2 separate regions of the Mus musculus genome follow, and region 1 is linked to region 2. The links are chromatin loops, found by intact Hi-C in ENCODE. Cell type or tissue: left cerebral cortex. All regions are shown on one strand.

Evidence for each region. Hi-C counts contacts between places; a loop is a spot of excess contacts. Peaks named below come from ENCODE experiments on the same cell type or tissue, not always from the same donor. Only the 100,000 strongest peaks of a DNase experiment are listed, where the experiment ranks them.
Region 1: it touches region 2 in a loop (6-fold over the local background); 2 of 42 quality-filtered maps call a loop at or near these places.

What each region holds. Positions count from the first base shown.
Region 1 is chr16:23,952,368-23,954,867 of GRCm38, reverse strand. No RefSeq gene overlaps it. Among named protein-coding and RNA genes, the nearest start is that of Rtp2, 23 kb to the right of the region's middle. In left cerebral cortex, a CTCF peak has its summit at 954 (motif pointing right); DNase peaks (open chromatin) are centred at 992, 1,214 and 1,835; H3K27ac peaks cover 629 bases.
Region 2 is chr16:23,086,765-23,089,264 of GRCm38, reverse strand. No RefSeq gene overlaps it. Among named protein-coding and RNA genes, the nearest start is that of Gm30693, 15 kb to the left of the region's middle. In left cerebral cortex, CTCF peaks have their summits at 577 (motif pointing left) and 1,321 (motif pointing left); a DNase peak (open chromatin) is centred at 1,270.

The DNA of each region.
Region 1 (2,500 bases), 870 kb before region 2:
ATCTCTGCCTGGCTCATAATGTTCTCTGCTTACCCCTTCTTAACTCACGGCAGACCTGGCCCAATGTGGACCCAGCAATGGTAGTGCGTTTAAGGATTTCAGATGTATCCCGTCATCCACTGTCGCGTCCGCTCTCGACCAGCAAGAACGACACGACCACCAGTTCTTCTAACAGCAGTTTATTCAGCAAGCTTCAGTCATCATCTCTCGCTTCATCTTTTTCTCCCCTGAACCCCGGGCCTCTCACTCTTATATACTCTCAGTCCCCATTCACTCATGGCAGGCCACATCACCTCACCAGGCACACAGCTTCAGCCAATCAGGGTGGCAGGGGCGCGTCTCCACCAAATATGGACTTGTTTACACCGCCAGCATCATGGTGCACCTGCGCAGCTTTCACAATGGTCATGGCAATTTTCAGGTGTATGAGGAAGTCAGGTGCAAGTCATAAGAATTAGCTGCTGCCACACCCGCTCCTCACAATCCACTTGTTTTTGAGGTAGCTATCACTTTTTATCTTATCCTGCCCTCAAACTCACAGCAATATTTGGGCCTCAGCTCCTCAGTGCTGATATTACAGGCATGGAACACCACTCCCAACTCTCTGCTTGGTCTTTACTTGTATTTTATTTGTTTTTTACTCTCATAGATGTGTGCTGTATTTACAACATTTCCTCTTTCCTCTCCTCTGTCCAAGCTTCCTATACCCTGCCACTCTCAAATTCATAACATCTTATTTCCTTTATCATTCTTACACACACACACACACACACACACACACACACACACACACACGTATAAACACAGCAATGTTGTTCTTCTGTGTATGTTTGTATGGCTGATGACTTGGCATAGGATAACCAATTGGGATTACCAATTCATCCTAGGCTGATTTTCCCAGTTTTAGCAACTCTTGGCTTCCCATTTTGAGACTAGTTTTACTTGTGTAGTCTGGAGAATGGCCACAAGGTGGCAGTGTAGGACAAGCAGTGGCTATTTTGCCCCCCCCCCCTTCCCCACTTCCCCAGTGTAAATCAGGCCCAGCTGTGTTTTGGAATTGTTCTCCCTCGAACCCCTTTGTCTTCTTGTAGCTCATTCACCCCAAGTGACTAGTGGTTCATGGGGTGCGATTTAAGGTCCCACTTGAGAGCGTAAATTTCCACTCTGGCTGTCTTTGAATTGTAGGTTTCTAGTTTTCCTTGATAAACGTGGAAGTCCTGTCCCAGTTCTCAGCCAAAGGAGGCCATTCTCTACTAGAGCCCTTCAAATAATACTGCTAATGAGCATAGTGCTCTTTCTAGGTCAGCGAAGCACTGTCGGATCCAAGAGCTTTGATCCTCATCACAATCTTGCTGGCTAAAAAAAAACAAGACAAGAAAACCCCACCTTATCTGACAGGAGCAAATGGAGATTGGAAGGAGCTAAGAACGCTGGGCTGGGTGATGGCCAACCTTGGGCCCCAGGGGGCAGAGCCACTCCTTGGAACACCGTGCCCCTGTTTCTGCACAGTCCTGGGCACAGCTTTTCTATTGTACAGCATAGCTTAAGATAATGGAGCCTCTCAGAATTGAAAGGTTTTGGGGAGTGATAGTGCGAACTCTGGATGGAGTCAGAGCGGAAGCCCCCAGGAACACCCAGAATTCACCAGCTTTACGGTTACCAAGGCTGTGGAACTGGCACACCTCTATTGCTACCCTTCAGTGATGGCCAGAAGTGCTCCCAAGAATCATTCAGACCATGCCCCGGGCTGTGGGTGGCTGTAGAGACTTAGCAAATCTTTGCTGCGGATCGTGCACATGGTCCTAGCTCAAGATCTCCACTGTTGACCAGCTTCAGGCGTTGCTGGGGAAGTTTGTTGTCCTCAGGCTTGGGTTTCTAGCTGCAGCCTAGAAGACCACACTGGCGATTTCCAGAACAAGCTCCCTCCCCTACGTGCTGGCTGTCAAAGTTTCTTTTCTGTTGCTGTAATGAAATACTCTACAGAAGAAACTTAATGGACAAGACGTTTGCTCTTTCTCACACTTCCAGGGTACAGTCCACTGTGGCAAGAACTAGAAGCAACTGTTAAGATCACATCTGCACTCAGGAAGCAAAGAGGGGCCCTTGAATGCAGGCTGCTAGGGAATGGTGCCACCTACAGTGTGTGTGTGTGTGTGTGTGTGTGTGTGTGTGTGTGTGTGTGTGTGTGAATAGTGCCACCTACAGTGAGTGTGTGTGCATGTGTGTGTGTGCATGGTGCCACCTACAGTGTGTGTGTGAATGCCACCTACAGTGTGCATGTGTGTGTGAATAGTGCCACCGACAGTGAGTGAGTGTGTGTGTGTGAATGGTGCCACATGCAGTGTGTGTGTACATGTGTGCATGTGTGTATGAATGGTGTCACCTGCAGTGTGTGTGTGTGCATGTGTGTGTGAATGGTGCCACGTACAGTGAGTGTGTATGTGAATGGTACCACCTACAGTGTGTGTGTGTGTGTGTGTGTGTGTGTGTGTGTGTAGGG
Region 2 (2,500 bases):
ATGAAAAAACCCTTACCAAAAGGCAACTTGGGGAGCAAAGTGATTATTTGGCTTCCACTTCTAAATCATTTCTCATCATTGAAGGAAGTCAGGACAAAGACTCAGAGAACCTGGAGGCAGGCGCTGATGCAGAGGCCATGGAGGCAGGAACTGATGCAGAGGCCATGGAGAGTGCTGCTTGCTGACTGGCCCAACATGGCTTGTGGCTTGCTGTTTAGCTCAGGTAATGTTGTAATAACCATCCTCCTGCCTCAGACTCCTGATCAGACTCCTGAATGCTACCGTTATAACTGTATGCTACTCATAACCAGGAGAAGGATCTTTAAGGCAGCTCCCGCTAGCTCAGTCAATGTCTCATTCAGACACTAGAACAGGCCCTGTGTTTGTATGTATGGCTTGCTACTTTTCTTTCCCACTAAATAAAAGAAGGAACCAAATGTTAAAACTTGGGAGACTTGGGGGCTGGAGAGATGGCTCAGTGGTTACGAGGATTAGCTGTTCTTCTGGAGGTCCAGAGTTCAATTCCCAGCAACCACATGGTAGCTCAGGACCATCTGTAATGAGATCTGATGCCCTCTTCTGGCATGCAGGTGTACATGCAGATAAAGCACTCACATACATAAAATAAGTAAATAAGAGAAATCTTTAAAGGGGCTAGAGACTATGGCTTAGCAGTTAAGAGCATTGACTGCTCTTCCAGAGGTCCTGAGTTCAATTCCCAGCAGCCACATAGTGGCTCACAACCATCTGTAATGGGATCTGATGCCCTCTTCTGATGTGTCTGGAGATAGCTACCTACACATATATTCGTATACACAAAATAAATAAATAAATCTTTAGCCGGGCAGTGGTGGTGCACACCTTTAATCCCAGCACTTGGGAGGCAGAGGCAGGCGGATTTCTGAGTTCGAGGCCAGCCTGGTCTACAGAGTGAGTTCCAGGACAGCCAGGACTGCACAGAGAAACCCTGTCTCGAAAAATCAAAACAAACAAACAAACAAATCTTTAAGGAAAAGCAAAAGCAAACAAACAAAAACCCTTAGGAGGGGGCTGGAGAGATGGCTCAGAGGTTAAGAGCACTGACTGCTCTTTCAGAGGTCCTGAGTTCAAATCCCAGCAACCACATGGTGGGTCACAACCATCTGTAATGAGATCTGATACCCTCTTATGGGGTGTCTGAAGACAGCTACAGTGTACTTACTTAAAGTAAATAAATTTTAAAAAATACATCTTAAAAAAATAAAAATAAAAAACAAAACAAAACAAAAACCCTTAGGAGACTTGCAAATGTCCTCTTATTGTGGCTTCATTCTGCCACCAAGTGGTCAAGAAGAGAAAAATCAGACCAGAGCAAAATTAATCTGTCATTATCATTTACCAAGTGCTTTCTGATTTGTGTGGTTAAACCTTTACCAAGGCTGGGCGTGGTGGCACACACCTTTAATCCCAGCACTCGGGAGGCAGAGGCAGGCGGATTTCTGAGTTCGAGGCCAGCCTGGTCTACAAAGTGAGTTCCAGGACAGCCAGGAGAAACCCTGTCTTAAAAAACAAACAAACAAACAAACAAACACAAACAAACAAACAAAAACAACCAACCAACCAACCAAAAAAAAAAAAAAATCCATCTTTACCACGCCTACTTAGAAGTTGACTACCTGATGTTTCCAAAGAAAACATCAATTTAGTATTCTAAACCCTAGGCTCCCAAACCAAAATTTCCAAAATACTTGTACTTGGTGCTATAAAGCATAGGTTGTAGAGTGAGAGGCTCTCAAGTTTTCATGCCCGGAAATCGCCTGCTGCGTCCTCTCCTCGCTCCTCCTGCTTTGTTTCATTTCTAAGTTTGAAGGCGTCGTCCATCACCGTGGGAAGGTCATGGTGGCCCGAGTGTGAGGCAGCTGGTCAGATTGCATCTACAGTCAGGAAAAGGGAACAGAGAGGGGACAATCTAGTGTTGCTCTTCCCTTGAACTCCTCACATTTATATCAGCACCTAGACCAGAAATAGCCTGAAGGCCTTGAGGGTCATGTCTTCCCCAATATGCTGAGCAAAATCATAAATAAAAATTGTTCCACTTAAGATCACAAATCCAAAAACAGAAAAATTATAAATTCTTGCTGTGTGGTAGTGGCACAGGCCTTTAATCCCATCACTCAGGACACAGAGGTAGGCAGGTCTCTGAGTTCAAGGTAAATCAGGTCTACAGAGTGAATTCCAAGAGAGCCAGGGCTACACAGATAAACCCTGTCTCAAAAAACAAAAAACAAAAACAAAACATAGATAGATAGATAGATAGATAGATAGATATTAAAACAAGCTAAAATAAAACAAAACCTGTCTCAAAAAACCAAAATAAATAAATCAGTTAAAAACAGTACCTCCAACAACAGCAACAAAACAACACACCCACGACAAAACCATAAATAATAAAATTTTGGAGCTGAGGGTCTATTTCACATATAGATTGCTTCTGTGTAAGGCACTGGGTTCTATCACACAC